Linked DNA regions of Homo sapiens: region 1 is linked to region 2. The links are chromatin contacts, found by Hi-C or POLR2A ChIA-PET in ENCODE. All regions are on one chromosome and are shown on one strand. The core of a region is the stretch at or near the end of the contact, and the rest is flanking DNA. Distances in the headings are between cores, read along the strand shown.

The links. Hi-C counts contacts between places; a loop is a spot of excess contacts on that map. ChIA-PET counts read pairs that join two places held with the same protein, here RNA polymerase II (POLR2A). Pooled maps may share reads with other maps.
Region 1: a map of CD14-positive monocyte shows a loop between it and region 2 (4-fold over the local background). The contact joins two enhancer-like sites. A Hi-C loop is called at or near these places in 4 of 168 maps with a recorded cell type or tissue (CD14-positive monocyte, HepG2 and naive thymus-derived CD4-positive, alpha-beta T cell) and 11 of 50 pooled maps. POLR2A ChIA-PET finds 5 or more read pairs at or near these places in 8 of 52 experiments (activated CD4-positive, alpha-beta T cell, activated CD4-positive, alpha-beta memory T cell, activated CD8-positive, alpha-beta T cell and 3 more).

The regions. Positions count from the first base shown.
Region 1 is chr3:190,617,071-190,622,712 of GRCh38, reverse strand. IL1RAP (interleukin 1 receptor accessory protein) reads right to left here. Exons shown (of 12, transcript NM_002182.4): 6 at 2,273-2,438. Among named protein-coding and RNA genes, the nearest start is that of LINC02013, 79 kb to the left of the region's middle. Within about 2 kb of position 3,957, at least 2 of the 41 ENCODE cell types and tissues checked have a DNase peak (open chromatin) inside an H3K27ac peak, as active enhancers do; they include CD14-positive monocyte, where a contact is called at or near this core.
Region 2 is chr3:190,565,176-190,571,233 of GRCh38, reverse strand. All of the region lies in intron 3 of IL1RAP (interleukin 1 receptor accessory protein), which reads right to left. Among named protein-coding and RNA genes, the nearest start is that of IL1RAP, 54 kb to the right of the region's middle. RefSeq lists an enhancer at 4,178-5,377. Within about 2 kb of position 4,678, at least 16 of the 41 ENCODE cell types and tissues checked have a DNase peak (open chromatin) inside an H3K27ac peak, as active enhancers do; they include CD14-positive monocyte, where a contact is called at or near this core.

The DNA.
Region 1 (5,642 bases), core at 2,708-5,207, 52 kb before region 2:
GACCCTTCCAGAACTCCCCCTATGTATCTCTTCAGCTGGATGTTCATTTGAATCCTTTATAATATTTTCTATAATAACAAAGTAAGGGTAAGTAAAAGGTTTTCCTGAGTTTTGTGAGCAGTTATACCAAATCACAGAACCTGAGGAAGAAGTAGTAGGAATCTTAAGTTTGTAGCCAACTCAGGCAGAGTTGTGGGTAACGCGGGAACCTATTGCTTGTGACTGGAATCTAAAGTAGGGGGTGGGGCAGTCTTTTAGGAAGGAGTCCTTCACCTGTGGGGTCAGTGCTAACTCTGGATAACTGGTGTCAAATTGAATTAAACTTTAGGACATGCAGTTAATGTCCTCAGAAAAGGTGAGAATTACTTTGTATAGAAGAGCCACACATTTAGTGACAAAAGTGTTTTGAGCATAGAAAAAAATAGTTTTTGCTTTACAAAGAAAAAAATAAAACATACTAAATACCCTCCATGCTTAAGGTCGGATTGCTTAGCAAAGCTTTCCAAAGCTTACATGAGATAGATGTCTTATGTTGCATAATACCTAATTGCTTTCATGCCTTAGTCAGTTGTTTCTTCTCTCTGTATTTCTTCACAACATTACCGAAAGTGTCTAGTATGGAAGCTGGTTAAATAAGTATTACATTAATGAGTAAATCAATGGAAAATTCACAATCATGATGTTAAGGCCGGCACATTAGTCTACTTGATGACTAGTTACCAGTTGAATGTTTGTTTATGAGATTGCTGCTCTTTATAATATTCAGTACTCCTAATTTTTTAAAAATAATACATTGAGTAGAGTTTTTAGTATTGTCTTCAAAAGTATGAGCTCCAAAGATTTAATAACCAAGTTCTAATCCTGATTTGGCCATATATTAACCATATAAAAATGCAAAAGCAAAGTTACTTGGTTTTTCCTAATTTTTGAAAAGCTAATTTTTCATAACTCTAAAATGAGGATAATTAAAACTCATATCGCAGTTTCACTATGAGAAATAAACTAAGGAATATATATTAAGGATATGCTACTGGCATATAATAAATACTCAACACTTTGCAGCTTTAAAACAACAAACTTGTGTTGCTTGAAATTTGAGAAAGAAGCCCCCAGTGCCCAGATCTGTCTGTGAATTTTTAAATCTGTTAATCAGAGTGACAAAGTATGCTTATTCCCAACTTCCCCAAAATGCATACTTTTAAGCACATATATTAGAAACAACTGCTAAGATGAATATAAGGTTACATTATTCATTTGACTTTTAAAATTTAGTCTGTTTTTTTCTTATGAATTAATCCCCAACTCAGCATTATTTAGAAAGTAAGCAGAAAAAGAACAGAAGTGATTACGACATTGTTTGAATACTATTTGCACTATATGAAAGGCTGTTTGTAGCTAACTTATACTAAATCATGTCAGACCAGTAGAAAAAGCCCTGAGCAGAGACCTGGGATCTAGAATTACTTCTTCAAGTAACTCACTGAGTGTCTCTAAACAGGTTACTTCTTGTCAGTGAGCCTAATGTTTCCATCTATTAAAAGATGGGGTATGACAAAACAATACCCAGAGATGCTATCTTTTTTAATACACTGGACACAGTGGTATTTAGGGGTAATCCCCAAAAGCCATATATCCTGACACTACTTCTCTATTTCTGGGTTTGCTAGGAGTTTGTCAACTCTGTCTAAGAATTGCCTTTCCCACTTTCCTAGTTTCTCACCCCCTATTCTCTTAGTGCAAAATAATGGTTGAACATTATTGCCAGCAAATACCTTCAGCAATAGGTACAGCAGTTTCAGTATGTAGAAAAATAGAGTTTACTTAATCCAAGTAAAACATTCTTTTGACAAAAGTGTTGCACTGAGTCTCTATTGCTTGCCTGAAACTGCATTAATACAATATGAATATTTTTTTAAATATTCTCAATCAATTGCAGTTCCAGAGTACAGATAAAGACAGGGACCTTGTTCAACGTCATGTTTCTAATAAGTGGCAGTGACAGAATTTGAACACAGATCTGTCTGGTGCTCCTTTCCCTCCCCAAACTACCTTTACTTCATTCATTTATTCACATATTCATTCAGTTGACCAACAGTTACTGAATGCTTACGATGTGCATGGAATTGTTGAAGGCTCTAGAGACAGTACTGTAAACAAAAAACATGAATCACTTTTCTTATACAATTTACATACTAGTGTGTAATAAACTATTAAAAACCATAACAAGATGATCACATGCTTGTTGTGTGTACTGGACACTAATCATGCTTACCTACTACCTTTACAGTCAGAGTCCTGGTGAGATGAAACGTACGTCCATTTTCTGGATATGTAACAACACATGTGTAATTTCCATTATTTGAAATTAAGGCAATGAGGAAACTCAAGTTCATACCTTCGGGTATTACATTATTAAAATTCTGTATTTTATAACAGCCCTAGAAAAAGTAAAAAAAAAAAAAGTTTACTTTTTAGATACATGCATAGAAAACATACAAACACACGCACACTCACATCTAATTTTGCACAGAACACCGAAATATTCATGCTGCAGTTTTTATAAAACTATTTTGGTCAAGTATTTGACAAGATTTCTGCGAAGAATAAATGAAACACCTGTCATTATCTTTTCTGATCATGAGAAATTAAAATTCTAAACTAAAGTGTGACTTCAAAAACACAGGCTTCCTGTCTCAGGATCAAATTCTGGGCATCCTATGTTGATAGTAAAGCAAAGTTACAGTTTTGAAATAATGACTAAGGAAACTTGAGCAACTGCAAGACCTGCTATTTAGAAAGCAATTCTTTTTCTTTTTATAATATTTCTTCACTGATTATATTAATTTGGGACTCCAGTCACTCCGTCTGATAATCTAGGCCCCAATTTAGATGTCTGATTGGCATTTTTAATCACCCTGTTGTTTCCCTGTATCAGATATTTCCAAACTGTTTTGCATTTTTCTTTTATTACTTTTTTTTTTTTTTGAGATAGGGTCTCATCAGTCTGTGACCCAGGCTGGAGTGCAGTGGCGTGATCTCAGCTCATTGCAACCTCAGTCTTCTGGGTTCAAGCACTTCTCCTGCCTCAGTCTCCTGAGAAGCTGGGAGTACAGGTGCGCGCCACCATGCCTGGCTAATTTTTGTAATTTTGGTACAGATGGGGTTACACCATCCTGTCCAGGCTGGTCTTGAACTCCTGACCTCGTGATCCGCCTGCCTGGGCCTCCCAAAGTGTTAGCATTACAGGCATGAGCCACCAACTTTATCCCATTTTTATAACTGAGTATCACAGATTTCAGAAACTAAAAATAAAATATCTTCATGGGCCTGATCAAGATCTAGGAATGTATTTCTGCTCCTAATTCACATTTGCATATAACTGTTGACATTTAAAATTGAGAAATTGAACTATCTCAGTCCACAACTATCTCATTCAACATATCTAGAATCCTGTTTCAAATTCTCAGTCTCACTATTTGGCTAAATTATTACTTTTTGCTGTTTTTGAGAAAAAAAATCAATACACTATCTGTGACAAAAATATATGTTGAACATTTACTTTTAGAAAAGCTTTTGTTTTTCTTTTAAATATCAATAAGTCACCTATGACAAAAAGATTAGGTTATCTCTAAGGCTTTTTACATCTTTAAATTTCTGGGAGTCTACTACTAGCTTGTAACTTCAATTTTTTTTATTCACATATTTCATCTTTAATGTTTGTATGATTAAGGTTTTCTTCAATTCCTGGAGCATGTACTTTGAAATATGACAGTTACATTGAGGCACATTTTGTAATGCTTTGTCACAGGAAATGTGTATTTTAAGAACAGCATTGAACTTCCATTTCATGGAAAAGATCATCAAGAGGAAGCTACTATAAGCTTGGGTAACGTATTTTTTTCAACGCAGCTTCTCCTGTAAGATAAGCAATACTTGTAGACACTTGTCAGGTCAGCAAACGATTTCAATATCCTTAGGATATCACAAAGGATAAGGTCTCAAAGGCCTGTATTCTTATAAGTTTATGTCAGATTTGGTTTGAATTGAGTTTACAGTATCAATAGAACTATTTTATTTTTGTGGTACTTTTCATTTAAACAGTTCAAAGGTATTTCCCCCTCATTTGTTAGCTTAGCTATTCTGAAACTCCTGTGAAGTAGACAGATCAGACTAAATACGCTGTAATTTTATAGACGGAAAAAATGAGACAGAGATATTCTAGATAACACAGTAGAGAGCTGAAATTCAGTTTTCCAGAAAGCCGAATAACGGTCTTTCATCAGCTTCTTAACTAAGAATGAATACCTCTCCTCAGCAGTGAGTTGAGGCTATAAAAAATTATACTGAGACATGCACTTAACATATACTCTGTCTCGTCTGATCCTTATTCCAAACATGTAAAGTTTGTAATGCTTTTACCTCCGTTTTATAGATGAATGAACAAGGCCTAGAAACGTTAAGTAACTGTCAATGTCATACCACCAGACAGTGTTAAAGCTGGAATTTGAATTCAGATCTACTTGTTTCAAAGTCCTTGCTTTTAATTTCACCTGATAGTGTCTCTTCATTCCATATAGCAGCCCTGAACCTGTGCCATCCCTGGAGCCAGCCTGAGTGAAAAGCGTGATGTGGCTCTATCACTTAAAACAGGCTAATTCCTGCAATCAGTGGTAAACTGAGGAAGCACACTTTTGAGGATGAGAAGTCAATTATTTTTACTGAACTTGTCAACAGTATTTCCTTAAGAATGTGATGAAAGAAACTTTTTATAGCTGTTTCAAAGCTATTAGGCCTAAAACATTTTAGAAATAAAGGGAATATTTTACATTCTAATACGTGTGTGAGGGTAATTCAGGGCATTGTTACACTACAAATGTCTATGAACATTAACCTGCTGTGTGTCTGGTTAGCTCTCTCTTTCTTATCAGCAACTCTGTCTCTAGACCCTTCACAACACATGTACCTGAGACACATAGGATAATTTTAAACATAATAAACTGTTGATAAAAATAAAACCTGAAAATGTTATAATGATTTCAAAACCATTTATTTGGAATCCAGAAGAAAACAAACATAAAAAAAGATTTAGATTCTCCAAGAATAGGAAACTTGCTTTAAAATATAAGAAATGAGTGAACAGTAAGTGAATTTCCACAATAAAGCAAACACTTGTCTGACTAGAAGACAAACAATCCTAGTTGACCCATTAGTTCCTCATTCTGAATTCAAAAGAGAGAAGTTAAATAGAAGAGCGATTTTTCAACCATGCTATGGTTGCTGTGGCAACCGACCACAACATATAGGTAAAGAACAACACAAGAAATGACTTTGGGATCTTTCAACTGAAACGAATCATGTGGGGAGGGGAAGGGTGCAGTGGAGGAATGTCATGATGAAGTAAGAACAAGTGTTTCCATTCAAGAAACCAACAATGTGTAAAGAACTGTGTGAAGGCACCAAAATGGAAATGATACAATTCTAACTTATAGTTATTCATGGTCTAATGAAGGATTGCAACAAACACAATAAAAGGCATTTAGGGTCAAGGGAGTATGAAATAAAAACAAAACAACTTAGAAAAACTTAATGAAGAAAGATTTGGGCTGGTTCTTAAATGATAAGAATATTAACATCTGTTGAGG
Region 2 (6,058 bases), core at 3,429-5,928:
GGCCCATAGTTATACTTCTTATGCAAGGGTAAGTAATTAGGAAAAAATAAAACCCACCATAATAAATTAATAAAAAGCAATAGTTAACAGAAAAAATCACACATAAAAAAAATCATGATCGATGTGCCTGTTTTCTTTTTCTTTCCTCTTGAGTATCTACACGTATGCAGTAGGTCCTGGAGAAGGTTCCACTGAGGAAACGTAATTGGCAAATAGACTAAATTGGTCAGTCTTGGTAGCACTGGGTGGCAAGTCCAAATCTCAAAGAGACCATAACATTTTCTTACATAAGGGAAGGGGGAAACGCAAACACCAGTATCTTGGTGCACATATCAAAATGAACACTACTATAAACCTTAAAGAGCACTTTAAAAAAAATATGAAAGTAGCCTGCCATTCCAGCACTTTGGGAGGCTGAGGCAGGCAGATCACCTGAGGTCAGGAGTTCCAGACCAACCCGACCAACATGGAGAAACCCCATCTCTACAAAAAAATACAGAATTAGTTGGGCATGGTGGCAAATGCCTGTAATCCCAGCTACTAGGGAGGCTGAGGCAGGAGAATCACTTGAACTTGGGAGGTGGAGGTTGAGGTGAGCTGAGATCGCACCATTGCACTCCAGCCTGGCAACAAGAGCGAAGCTCCGTCTCAAAAAATAAATAAATAAATAAATAAATAAATATGAAAGTATCTCAGAAGTAAAAAAAAATGGGCTGATGGATAAGAGCCTTAAACTATTTCAGACCCTACAAACACTGCAGAAAAGTGCTATTTATTTCCCAGTAATGTATAGCTATACCAAGCATTTTGGTTCCTATGGTAGAAGGAGAAATGAATGTCATAAAACACAACAGAATATGGTCTAGGTTGCTGAGGAAGTGATTATTTTATTTATTTTCTCTCATTGTCGTAGTCATCTTGCATTTTCATTATTCCCACTATCTCTAAAACACGCAAAGGCAAAGCCAGAAAATTTTGTACATCAGCTTTTATAGGTTTGGATAGCAGGTAACTTGAAGGTGACTGAGGTTCCCAAATTATTTGTTAAATGTATCCATTTTCTCACTGTTCCTCAAAAATAAATGAGAGATGGCAGCACTCAGTGGATTTAAAAATAAAGCAATCATTGTGTTGTTATCCTGGGTGGGTATATATTTTATTTTCTAAAAAGTTAATCAGTTAAACAGAAAAGAAACTTTTTAAGTGGTGAAAGAAAAGTGGGTAGAAACTGGTCTTGGTAGTGAGTCACTGCTAAGGTGGCAATCTGGTCCCTAAAATATGGTAGAAATGAATATTCAGGGTTGGGGGAGTGAGGGAAAGGATAGCAAAAACAAAGGTAATTCAAAGGGTAGAATAAATTCTTGTAAAACAAACATTTTTTCCTACAACGGTATGCAGGAGTTCCTACAAAAATACTGGTTTCCTTTAACTAACACAGCCATGTGAAAAAGAACCAGGTCATTTTTCTAAACTTAGAATTATCACTGTGATACAAGAAGCTGTGTATTTGCAAACTCAGTATCAAGCCAATTATGTGGTACTTAAATTTCTTTTCAATCAGGCTACAGTAAATCCACCCTTGGGAAATATAAGTAACTAAAATATAAGTGTGCTTCAAGCTATAAACACAGCTAAAGAAAAAAAAAAAAGTGAAGAGATCTGCTTCCGAGAGGCATCATTTAAATGACAACAGGGTGAAATTCTGTAATTCCAATGACCTTTAGGACTAAGAATAAAATGAAACAGTATTCTTCATACATTTTCCAAATGTTTGGACTAAATTACATAGAAATGAAGAGTGTTCAGGATGACCAGCCATGGGCAACTGGGACAGGACACAATGTCACAAGTATATCTGAGCACGGAGTTATTAAAGCAAGGATATTCAAATAAAATGAGGCCACTGGGGCTGGTAACAAACTGAATTCTTACCAAAAGGTGAAAGAACCATCACATAGAATTAATAATAGTGTATGTCCTTGCAAAAATACGACAGAATTTAAAAAAAGGAAAAGAAACCTAGCCAACTATAACCAAAATACATTAAATGTGGACATTCTCTTTACCTGAAGTAATTCCCGTCCTGCATAATTTGTTCCCAACCTACCTTTCCAGCTTGGCTTCTAAATGCCTTTGCACTATCTTTTGAGTTGCCCTGAACTATTTCATTCCCAAATAAGAGATGCGTTTCTTCCTAGGAAGGAGCAATGATTAAGTCTTCCCCAATATCTCCTGATAGGATTGGTAACTTTCTCTGCTCTCACGGAATTCTATTTGGTAATTATTTCCTCTTCCTTCTCTCAAACTTTACTGTATTCCTCTTAAAATAAGAAATTCCTCTTACTAACCCTGGATTCTACAATCTAAAATGGTCAAACGCATGATCTTTAGAATAAAGTGAAATCATTGTTAACATTGTTATTAGAAAGAATTTAAGTAGCTAATAGGAGTATACCCTGTGTGTGTCCATGATGCATAGTGTTCCTTCATAAAAATCAAGAAACTGGAATTGACTGGGATCTGCTGCTATTGTTTGTTAATTGTTTGGTTGGTTGGCTTGGTTTATAAATAAGGATGCAATGACAAAAAGTGATGAAATGACCCCTTTACTGTCATCAAACAAGTCACAGAGTAAAACAGAACTTGAATCTCTCAATTACTAGGAAACCACAGTGTTTTTTACTATTTATTTATTTTGCATTGTATAATTCACTCCCAATCATTGGATAGATGATTTCCATTCTCTACCAATTTTGTAAAATATAATGGAAAAGGAATCAGAGGATCTTACTTCTAGTAGCAGAGCACAGTCCTAAAGAAAGGCAATTATAGTATGGAAAAATAAAAAAGAGCACTGTTTCTGGAGTCAAGGCAGCCTGGCTCTATCAGGCAAGCCAGGCTATCATGAGCACTTGGGCCACCTCCCTGGATCTTCATTTCCTAAACTATCAAACAGGTAGAAGAGTCTCCAGCCCCTACCCCTGTACAATGGTTCCTGCGAAGTTCCTGATAATGTGTGTGAAATCCAGCCCTGCACCTGGCACACAGTCAACTGTTGACTTTGAAATAAAATCTTTCTCAAAGATCCGTGTGTGTGCCTGCATTTTGGGGTGGCAGTGTACTCTCTTTTTCATGTGATTTGTCCAGCAAATAATTTTGATATGGTAATATTTTTTAAATTCACTATATTCTATATGGTGCTATTTTTATTACCTCCTCAACTTGGGATCACAGGTTCCAAAATTTATGTCTACTCCAAAGGCAGCTTTTAACAGTTCAGCTTCCTGACACACTGCCAATGAGGCACAGCAAAAGAGACGTGTATTGAGCTGAAGTTTCCATTTCGAAGTCTTACAAACAGAACTTCTTCGAGTTTATTAGTGAAAATATTTAATACTATAATAAGCAAAAAAAGGAATATTGGGTTTGAATTTTGTATTACAATCATTTTCCTCCTGAAGAAAATGTTTCAGTGCTGTGAGGGGGCAGGATAAGCGTGTAAGGATATACCTTACCTACAAAGCATAGAAACCTATCACAGAGTGGTTCTTCAACAGTTTGCAAAATGATTACCTGTGATCCCTTAGATCTTAATCTTTTTTCTTAGTAATTTATATTCTAATAGACCCCAACTGGAGCATATTTCGTAAAAATAATATGGATGTCAGGAATCCAGAAACTCGTTGAAGTCACAAGCATGCTAAGTATAGCTGTGTGACTTCGAGTAATACAATTAAATACTTTGATCCTAACTTGTCTTACCCAACAAAGGTAGTTACAACAGCTCTGACTACCCCATGGTTTGGGTGTGAGACTGACATTGAATATGTACAATGCAAACTGCTTTTTTAAGCAAAGGGAGCTTTATTATTATTACTATAACTAGCACATTATAATTATAGAATCGCTATTATAATTATCCAAGCTTTAATTCCTTAAAGGGAAATAAAGCTTTCTTAAAAAATCATTTGCTTTTATCATCACCTAAGATGAAAATGTTGCTCCCCCATTCCTGAGGGGATAAGGGGATCACAGTACTGCTACCAGAAAAATCATGATCGGAAGTCAGAATCGTATGACTTCACGGCCAGTTCACTGCGTGTGAAAACACATTGCATGGCGCTAAGTTCTTATGCTTTTATGGTTTCTTTTTTATATTTGAGGATTCTCTTAAAAGGCCCACATGGAAGGACTCAGAACAAAATAAATGTCTTACTAATATGATACGCATGTAGATTGCTTTAGGGTTTTCAGAACATTTCTGCTTTGTTCCTCACATCAACCTGTGTTTCCGTTGAGATGGGAACCTGAGCACAGGGAGAGCCTCATGAAAGACCAACAAATCTGTCAGCATCCACAGATGCCTTGTAAAAGGCAATACTTTCATGTGCAGAGAGGTTGGTTGATCCCTCAAGATGCGCAATGATTTCTTTCTTCCCCCACTAGCCCAGAGCCAGTTGCTCTTTTCGTTTTTGTCAACAACATGTCCTTTTTGTTCCTCTCCCTCCAACTAGGAAGTGGCATCACTGTCAGACACAATACACCTCTTCATAAGGAAGGCAAATGAGTACGTGCCAGATGGGCTGAGGGGATTACAACATGTTTCCTGCTCCCACGGTGACGCAATGTGGCTGGTATGAGAACTTATCTTATTCAAGAAGTTAGCTTCCCCTGGCAGAATTATGAGTCACAGTTCCTGGATAGAAAGCTCTCTTACCAACAGCACTTGAGGTGGGGGCTGGGGACTCCTTGGATGGATTACAGTAAAGGTCATTCAGAAAAGTAACATGGTCAGGACTGCTGGGAAGGCACCAGCACTCATTAGCTTCTGGAACCTCCATGATCCTTCAGCAATGGTAACACAGTCACCTGTCCCTCTTCCTTCAGGATGAGGGAGGACATAAAACCACATGATGAATTACTGGCATGAACCCAAACACGTTCCATTATAAAACTGGACAGTCTGGGGGCAGGGGAAAGGATGTAAAGGGACATGTATTCAACCATTTAACACCTATGTATTGAGCATCTGCTATGTGTCTATGTGTCAGTATTATTCTGAGTGTTTGGATAACAAACAAAAGTTCCTGAACAAGTTCCTGCCCTCAGGCAGCTTAAAATCCAAGACAGAGGGAGGGAAGGAGGAAGAAAAAGAGATGGAGAGAAAGGAAAGAAGGGAGGCAGAAAAGGAGGAAGGACAGGGAGTTCAGGAAGAAAAAAAGGAAGGAAAAGGAGGAGGAAACAAGAGAAGAGGAAGAGGGAGGAGGAGGAGAGAAGAGAAAGAAGGCTAATATAATATCAGGGAATGTGAGTGTTACAAAGAAAACTAAAACAGGATGGAGGGAGAGAGAGTGACTGGTAGGGATTTTTAGTTAAGATGGTCAAGGAAGCCTCTGTGAGCAGATAGCATTCAAACATAGAACTAAATCAAATAAGAACAAACTAAAATCAAGAATTATATTTAACATATTTGAAAATCAGGACATCAAGAAACTCACCTATCAAACGCGACACCTAACCAAGCAGGACAGATGCTGGACTAAACAGCCAAGGAGCTGTCTCCTAGCGCATCCCAGCCGAATAACATCTCCGGTTATCTACAGCCATTCCTCTGTGAAGCCCCAAAGGGCCAACAAGGCTAGAAGTTACTGCTAGTTTCAGCACTGAGCTGTACTCTGTCCTACTTATACCACTCCTTTAGTACTATTTTTGGTTTCTAATACAATGTTTTATGTGGCATAGAAAAGCTGAAACGCACCCAGAAAAGATGATCAGGATGGTAGGAGAGCTCAAATCCATGTCATATGAAAAACAGTTGAAGGCATATATTGCAGAACACTGAGGTCATGGTTATATGGTAGCTAACTTAACATTGCAGAAGCCCTCTCACAAAGAAAAGGAATTAAAGCAACGATATGTAAAGTATGGTTTATGGTGTTCAGGGGAATTTTACATGAAAAGCTTTATAAAATGAGGACCTCTAGGTTCCCTTCATTACAATTAGAGAACCATTGCATTAGGTTTTGGTTGTTTTGTTTGTTTGTTTGTTTGTTTCTTT